Regions from separate parts of the Homo sapiens genome. Here region 1 is linked to region 2. A link is an interaction called in ENCODE POLR2A ChIA-PET data of the cell type or tissue named here. Cell type or tissue: Panc1. All regions are shown on one strand. Each heading gives the region's core, and the rest is flanking DNA. Links, peaks and the distances in the headings are about the cores only. Region 1 has its middle 5.6 kb from the start of NIPSNAP1. Region 2 has its middle 18 kb from the start of CABP7-DT.

Region 1 (4,329 bases), core at 330-4,329, 110 kb before region 2:
AAGTTAGCCAGTCATGGTAGCCACACCTGTGGTCCCAGCTACTCTGGAGGCTGAAGTATGAGAATGGCTTGATCCCAGGAGGCAGAGGTTGCAGTGAGTGGAGATTGTGCCACTGCACTCCAGCCTGGGTGACAGCAATACTCTGTCTCAAAAAAAAAAAAAAAAAAAAAAAAATGAGGGGTGTGTGTTGAGGGCTCTTCCAGGAAGAAAGCACAGTTGAATATAATGAATGGGTGGAGATTATGTGATGGCAGCCTCTCATTCAGTACAGGAATAATTTTGTTTCTCTTTTTTTTTTTTTTTTTTTTGAGACAGGGTCTCACTCTGTCGCCCAGGCTGGAGTGCAATGGCGTGATCTCAGCTCACTGCAACCTCCACCTCCTAGGCTCAAGCGATTATCCTGCTTTAGCCTCCCGCATAGCTGGGATTACAGGCTTGCATTACCACATCCAGCTAATTTTTGTATTTTTAGTAGAGATGGGATTTCACCACATTGGCCAGGCCGGTCTTGAACTCCTGACCTCAAATGATCCACCCACCTCAGCCTCCCAAAGTGCTGGAATTACAAGTGTGAGCCACCGCACCTGGCTGGAATAATTTTCTAACAATGGAATGGGCTGCCTTGGTGGCATGTCATTGAATTGTGTCAACAGAGGCCGAGTAGCAGCACGTTGGCTATGTGGTAGAGGGCATTTGGCAGTCAGGCCACAGCAAGCTGGACCCAAGGACAGGGAGGAGCCGGCCTTGGTGGTTTAGGGTGAGAGGCTCTCACCAAAGCCTTGGCATTCCTGGCTGCCTCACACTGCCTCCCAGGTGAGGAGAATGAGGGAGGACTGACCTGCAGCCTCCTCCTGTGGGTCTTAGCATTTCTAAGAAGGGTTTTCCATCTCTGTCCAGCCAAATAGGGCAGGAGGGTGAAAAAAGGTGGTGCTGGGAGCATGCTTCCACCCCTGCCTGGGAGAGATGGGATATGGGCATCCCTCCCCAACCCACATGAACCACAGTGTGGCCGCTGACTAGAAGGGCAACCTCAAGGCCCCTACTCCCACCTCAGCTAGGGCAACCACATATCCCAGTTTATCCTGGACTTTCTCAGTTTTAGCACTGAAAGTCCTCCATCCCAGAAAACCCCTCAGTCCTGGACAAGCCAGAACCTTTGGTCACCCCAATTACGGCCCTAGTTCTCTCCCCAGGAGATATACCCACTCCATCCCAGAATCTTTTCCTTGCTTAACTAAATCTATTTACCCTCCTTTTTTTTTTTTTTTTTTTTTTTTTTGAGATGGAGTCTCGCTCTGTTGCCCAGGCTGGAGTGTAGTGGCGCAATCTCGGCTCACTGCAAGCTCTGCCTCCCAGGTTCAGGCCATTCTCCTACCTCAGCCTCCCGTCTAGCTGGGACTACAGGTGCCCACCACCACGCCCAGCTAATTTTTTTTTGTATTTTTAGTAGAGACGGGGTTTCACTGTGTTAGCCAGGATGGTCTCGATCTCCTGACCTCGTGATCCGCCCGCCTTGGCCTCCCAAAGTGCTGGGATTACAGGCGTGAGCCACCGTGCCTGGCCCTATTTACCCTCCTTGAAAGGGAGCTGGGGTCTGGGCGAGGTAGCTCACGCCTGTAATCCCAGCACTTTGGGAGGCCGAGGTGGGTGGATCACCTGAGGTCAGGAGTTCAAGGCCAGCCTGGCCAATGTGGTGAAACCTCATCTCTACCAAAAATACAAAAATTAGCCGGGTGTGGTGGCAGGTGCCTGTGGTCCCAGCTACTCGGGAGGCTGAGGCAGGATAATCAGTTGAACCTAGGAGGTGGAGGTTGCAATGAGCCAAGATCATGCCACTACACTCCAGCCTGGGCAACACAGCAAGACTCCGTGTCAAAAAAACAAAACAAAACAAAAAAACAAAAGAAAGAAAGACAGAAAGGAAAGGAAAAGGAAAAGGAAAGGAAGAAAGAGAGCAGGGATGGGGTCCAAGCTCAGTGGCTCACACATGTAATCGCAGCACACTGGGAGGCCCAGGCAGGAGGATTACTTGAGGCCAGGATTTCAAGACCAACCTGGGCAACATAGTGAGACCCTTGTCTCTACTAAAAATTTTTAAAAATGAACTGGGTATGGTAATGTGTGCCTGTAGTCCCAGCTATTCAGGAGGCTGAGGTGGGAGCACTGCTTGAGCCCAGGAGTTGGAGGCTGCAGTGAGCTATGGTCATGCCACTGCACTCCAGCCTGAACAACAGAACAAGACGTTCACTCTAAAAGAAAAGGGGTATGCCGGGCACGGTGGCTCACGCCTGTAATTCCAGCACTTTGGGAGGCCAAGGTGGGCAGATCACCTGAGGTCAGGAGTTCGAGACTAGCCTGACCAATGTGGAGAAACCCCGTCTCTACTAAAACTACAAAATTAGCTGGGCATGGTGGCACGTGCCTGTAATCCCAGCTACTCGAGAAGCTGAGGCAGGAGAATCGCTTGAACCTGGGAGGCGGAGGTTGTGGTGAGCCCAGAGTGCGCTATTGCACTCCGGCCTGGGCAACAAGAGCAAAACTCCATCTCAAAAAAAAAAAAAAAAGAAAAAGAAAAAAAAAGAGTGAGGGTGGAACTGGGCTCTCTTTGTGGCACTCAGTGACATACAATGCTGGTTAACTGGGCACCTGATGTGAACTGTCCTTACCCACAGACCATTCATTCTGTGTAGCAAACCAGTTGCTGTATTCTGGTCAGCAAACCAGTTAGGATAAAATTCCATCAATAGGCCGGGTGGGATAGCTCATGCCTGTAATCCCACTTTGGGAGGCCGAGGTGGGCAGATAGCTTTGAGCTCAGGAGTTCGAGACCAACCTGGGCAACATGACAAAACCCCATCTCTACAAAAAATGCAAACATTAACTGGGTGTGGTGGTGCACACCTGTAGTCCCAGCAATTCAGGAGGCTGAGGTGGGAGGATGGCTTGAATCCAGGAGGCGGAGGTTGCAGTAAGCCAATATCATATCACTGCACTCCAGCCTGGGTGACAGAGTCAGACCCTGTCTCCAAAAAAAAAAAAAAAAAAAAAATTCCACCAGTAAAAATGTGGCTGAGCACAGTAGCTCACACCTATAATCCCAGCACTTTGGGAAGCTGAGGCAGGAGGATCACTTGAGGCCAGAGTTTAAGACCAGCCTGGGTAACATAGGAAGACCCCATCTCTATAAAAATAATTTTAAAATATTAGCTGGTGGTGTGTGCCTGTAGTCCCAGCTACTCGGGAGGCTGAGGCCAGAGTATTGCCTAAGCCCAAGAAGTCAAGGCTTCAGTGAGCCATGATCATGCCATGCCACTCCAGCCTGGGCAACAGAGGGAGATCTTGTCTTTAAAAAAAAAAAAAAGAAAAAAAGAAAAATTCCACAAATAGAGATTTAGACAATTTCCAATTACTATGGAATAAATTACCCCAAATCTTAGCAGCTTGAAACAATCAGCATTTATGATCTCACACAGTTCCTGAGGGTCAGGAATTCTGGAGTGGGTGGTTAGCTGGGGCGGTTCCTTCTCTGGGGGTCTCACAAGGCTGTAATCAAGATATTGGCTTGGGTTAGTAGTCATCTGAAGACTTGACCAAGGCTGGAGAATCCCCTTCCACGGTGAGTCATTCACATGCCTGGCAAGTTAGCGCTGGTAGTTGGCAGGAGACCTCAGTTCCTTGCTACATGGGCTTCTCCAGAGGGCTGCTTGAGTGTCTTCACCACATGGCGGCTGGCTTCCCCCAGAGCAAGTGATCCAGTAAGGTGAAACCTTCAAGGACTTTTGTGATCTGACCTTGGAAGTCACACTGTCGTTTTTGTACATCCCATTGGTTGGACATGGAGCCCTCCTCTGCAGGAGTCAGGGTCTTGTTCTGTTGCCCAGGCTGGAGTGCAGTGGCACAATCATAGCTCACTGAAGTCTCCAACTCCTGGGCTCAAGCAGTCCCCCTGACTCAGCCTCCTGAGTCACTAGGACTGCAGGCATGCGCCATCCATGCTCAGAATATAAATATCAATACGTGAGCAGGGCTGCATGTCTAACCAATAGGTGTAAATATCAACATGCGAGAGTCACGTGGGACATCCTGGAGGCTGGCTAGCACAATTAGCTTTTGTACTAGGCCCAACTTAATTATTAGGGTTGGACTCAGTTCTTCAAGCTGTCTTCTACAAGGCCTCCCCAGAGTCCCCACTGTCCTCTGTCCTAGGATCTCTCTCTCTCTGAAGTTCCTTTCTGCCCACCACTATGTCTGTGACATCTTTTTCTCCTGAACATGTCTCCCACCCACCCCTCCTCTCCCTGCAGAGAGCCGACCCCTCCTCTCCTGCCC
Region 2 (4,355 bases), core at 1-4,000:
ACCTGCCACCATGCCAAGCTAATTTTTTTGTATTTTTAGTAGAGACGGGGTTTCACCATGTTGGCCAGGCTGGTCTCGAACTCCTGACCTCAAGCAATCTGCCCGCCTCGGCCTCCCAAAGTGCTGGGATTACAGGCGTGAGCCACCGTGTCCGGCAAGAATATGAAAAGTTTTAACAATTTGTTGTTAGCTTTGAATATATAGAATTGGTCAACCTGGGCCACATAGAGAGACCCCGTGTCTACAAAAAAATTTAAAAATTAGCCAGGTGTGGCTGCACCTATAGGCCCAGCTTTTTGGGAGGCTGAGGTGGGAAGATCACTTAAACCTGGGAGTGTGAGGCTGTAGTGAGTCAAGATCATGCCACTACCCTCCAGCCTGGGTAACAGCGAGACTGTCTCAAAAAAAAAAAAAAGTGACAGAGTGAGACCATCTCAAAAAAAAAAGGTAACTAATTAGACTTTTTATTAGATGAATAATATAAACTCATTTTGCAAATGTAGATTGTTATTTTTAGTAATTGGAAGCAGTTTGATTTCCTCCGTAGTCTAAGCCAAAGAAAGCACTTTGAAAAATATTGGTCATTTAAAGCCGTCCAGGCAATATTTTTACCTAACCTTTCTATTAAAGACAACCCGACGCCCCCCCACCCCCACCAAAATAGTAAATGGGACCTGAGGTCAGAGGTCCCCGCTAAGTAGAGTTAGAATTACTAATACCAGAGTTCCAATGACTGATTCTAATGGTATTTTGGTATCGAGGAGATCAGTTGAATTCTTTGCTGTTTTTTCTAGTCTGTAGTGACCCTGCTGTAAATGCAAAGCGGGGGGGCCAGACCTCAGTGCTTCACTGTGGCATTTGCCGCCAGTCCCATCGGAGCCCCAAGTGGCTCATTCTGGCCTCCCTGCTAGCACTTCATTCTTTGCCTTTGGTCCTCGCCTGAGTGGGGAGTTCCTGACAGCTGTTCCCCAGGGCTGCCTACCCCAGAAGCCTTCGTGTGGCAGAGAGGATAAGGAGCCACCCACATATAATGAAGAGTTGGCAGTGAAACTCTGGGGGGAAAGGTATTGGCGAGAAGACTGCTGTGACTGTATCTAGTCCAATTTCTTAGCCGTCTGGGGAAGAGAAAGTCGGGCACCCGCATGTTCTCCGTCTCCCTTTCAGACAGCCCAGGCAGCGTCATCTCCAGCAGAGAGAGGGAGGCCAAGGGCTCCTCTCCCCCTCCCCTGCCAGGCCGTGTGGGGCTCCCTGGCAGCCTGTCATTACTGCATTATGGCAGGATCCTAGCCACAGCCCCAGCTCCGGTAGGGAGACCGCAGCTCGCTTCCAGAGAGATGGCTCTGGACCTCTGCGCCGTGATGGGAGCACCTGGGGAAAATTACAGGGCCGTTAATCTGCCCAGCAAGGACTCGAGCTGACTCGGAGAGGAACCCCCGCCGTGTCCTCTCCTGGTTTCCACTTGATGCCCATTTCTCACCAACTTGGCCCCAGAATAGCACCTGGCATTTTGCCTCTGAGCTGAAATCAAGACTTCTCTTGAAGGGCTCCGCAGTGGGAGCAGCCAGAGGCATCTCGCCCCTCCCCTAAGCCACACTTGCCCAGGGCAGAGAGGTGGAGGGCACCTGGCTCTTCCTTCCCCACAAGGGCCAGACCTTCCACCCCCTGTGAAGACAGTTGACAGTGAGGCCTCTGGGTACCCGGGGGATGTTGTCAGGATAACGTGAAAAACAGGAACAAAATGCACTCAGGTTTCTAAGAAAAGGGGTGTGGACCTGTCGCAGTGTTACCGTAACTTACAAGTAATAGACGCAGCTGGCCTGAAGAAAGGTGAAATCTCTACCATTAGCTGCAGGGGGAGCTGGGGAAACGGCACAGCTGAGAGGCTAAGAGCCCTCCCTGCCTCAGAACACAGACAAACCTGCGTTCCTGCTAGGCCACTGACCAGCCATGTGAGCCTACGTAAATTGTCCAGTCTATTGGGCACTGCAGTTTTCTTCACCTGTAAAATGGGAATTTTATAGGGTTTTGTGGGGATTACGAATGCCCAGAAAGCTCTAAGCACCTTGCCTAGATGTGAGTCACCACTTGGTACACGGTGGCTTTTTTTCTGATACTTCTTTTGGGGGCAGAGGGCAAGAGGAAGCAAAGGAAAGAGCCATAGTGACTCAGGGGATGTCACAGCTCAGAGGGATCAGGCCCACTCACGGCTCCCCTGTGGCCTCCATCCCCTCCACCTGCACCCTGAGCTTAATGAGCCTGCAGCTGGTCTGTTTGTCCAAGCCCATGTTTGCCCAGTGCCAGCTGCAAAGCCCGGGAAATGATAGATAACTCCGGGCTGGAGCTGCCTGCGAAGGATGTTCTCATTTTGTCCCATTAATACTGGCTGCTCAGGTCAATAATTGACTGGAGGCTCAGGGTGGGAGAGAACCAGGTGGGCCACACTGTGCACATGAGCTCTTCCCTGAGCCTGTGAGTACCTGGGCTGTAAAAACCCAACTGCAGACGCCAGGGAGGCACGGGAGTGACCTAATTTTCTCTTATCAGGCATAAGGAAGAAGTCCCATGGAGCCTTGCCCATTTCTGATATAAATAATGTCATTCCCCATCTGCCTGCTCAGGGAGGAAGGGGCAGCCTTTGATCTGAAGGAATTAAGTCGGTAAACAAAGCAAAGAAGGCTGCTGAGGTGTCCCAGGCAGGCACCTGCTGTGCCATTTACCCTGAGAGAGAGAGAGAGGAGTTAAATTTGGAGGAGTGGAGTGGACCGACAGGGACAGCCCAGCCTCAGGCCGGCCCTCCCCGGATCTCTGAAGTCTCCCTTTATCCCCAGCTGAGCCAGGCAGCGCCTCCCCAGGAACCCTGGCACACCCCTGCTGTGGCAAGCTGCGCATGGTGTCTCCATCCTCCCCAGCAGGGGCCCTCCTTGGGCCCTGGGGATTTTCAGCAGAGGATAATTCCCAGGGAATATATCTGAGAAAGTCAAGTGCTCTGGGATGAGCAGATTAGCCTGGAGCCCGGGGCTGGAGAGGAGCTCCACTCTGGGAGGACAGGGCCCTGTCTGTCCCAGCAGAAGGCAGCTCAATGGTCCAGCCTGCGCTTCAGGCCAGCTGGCTGTGGGCTCTGATCCCCTGCAGCTCTCCGCCTGTTGCTGTGTGGCCTTGAGTAAGTCCCTTCCACTCTCTGGGCTTCCATGCCTTGGCTATAGAAGGTCAGGTTTGGACCAGCAGAACTCGAGGCCCCCTTAGGTTCCAACTCCACAGACTGGTCCCCCGAGGTCCTCCAAGGCCATGTCAAGCCAGCTTCACCTTCCAAGGAGCCAAAATGGGAGTGACTGGCCCAGGATACCGCAGGAGTGGCTATGGCTACAGCCATGGCCGGGAGCCGGAGTGGAACCAGGTGCCCTGCAGGGACCCCAGCCTGGGGCCTGTGTTAGAGCTCCCACCACATCCCTCCTTTCTCTTGGACCCACTATCCTCTGGCACAAATTCGGGAGGGGCCACCATGCTGCCAGCCCCCGAGCTCAAGTGAAAGGCAGCAGGCGCCAGGGCGGGGATTGGCATGGCCACTCTGGGTTTTCCTCTTGAGCAACCAGGCCCAGCGCCTGTCAGCCCGGGTGGCAGAGGGGGGTGGCAGGAGCCGCAGCGTCGGCCGGGCCTGCTGTGACAGTTGCTCTGCCCCGAAACCCATGGGACCTCCCTTCTTTGCCCACGCCTTCATCCTTCCCCCTCCTCACTCGCCAGCCTTCCGCACCCAGCCCGAGTTCCTGAGTTCCTGAGGCTGAATCTATTAAGTCCTTCATATTAACCAGCAAAGGGGGAAACAACCCTCTTTCATCTTAACTGGAGTGAATTTGCATTAACACCTGGGGAGTTTTGTTTGCCTTGAGAAGGCGCATTGCTATTCTGAGCCGCACATGCTGTGGGGTTAGTGCAGTATCCTATTCTTTTATTAATACGGCTTTCCTCTCCTCCCTCCTCTTTTCCCATGGAAGGGGGAGAGCGGCTGGGGATGCCAGGGCTCCCCACATCACGTAGGAAGGGCCCCTGGAAATGCCAAGTTGGGAGAGCAGCTCCCAGCTGGGGCAGATTCTTCCCCTCAGAAGGTGGTGGGGGCAGCTCCCAGCCCCAGTCCAGAGTCCCCTCCCTGCTGTGTCCAGTGCATGCTGTGTGTAGGGTGGAGAACCCTGCAAGGCAGGGCTCAGGGAAACACCCCACCCTCAGGAGCTCCTCAGGGCAGGGAAGGTATGGGGAGGGGGACACCAGGGGGCCAAGAGCTGTGGATACTCAAGGATGACCTCCACTGGGCTCAGGGGCCCCGTGAGGTCTCTCCCCCAGCGTTACAGGGGAGCCTGACTTGG

Evidence for each region. ChIA-PET counts read pairs that join two places held together with the same protein. Peaks named below come from ENCODE experiments on the same cell type or tissue, not always from the same donor. Only the 100,000 strongest peaks of a DNase experiment are listed, where the experiment ranks them.
Region 1: POLR2A ChIA-PET joins it to region 2 with 6 read pairs; 5 of 35 experiments call an interaction of 5 or more read pairs at or near these places.

Annotation. Positions count from the first base shown.
Region 1 is chr22:29,584,508-29,588,836 of GRCh38, forward strand. No RefSeq gene overlaps it. Among named protein-coding and RNA genes, the nearest start is that of NIPSNAP1, 5.6 kb to the left of the region's middle. In Panc1, for the core only: no CTCF peak of the experiment used is centred there; no DNase peak of the experiment used is centred there; H3K27ac peaks cover 948 bases.
Region 2 is chr22:29,699,570-29,703,924 of GRCh38, forward strand. No RefSeq gene overlaps it. Among named protein-coding and RNA genes, the nearest start is that of CABP7-DT, 18 kb to the right of the region's middle. In Panc1, for the core only: no CTCF peak of the experiment used is centred there; a DNase peak (open chromatin) is centred at 1,865; H3K27ac peaks cover 675 bases.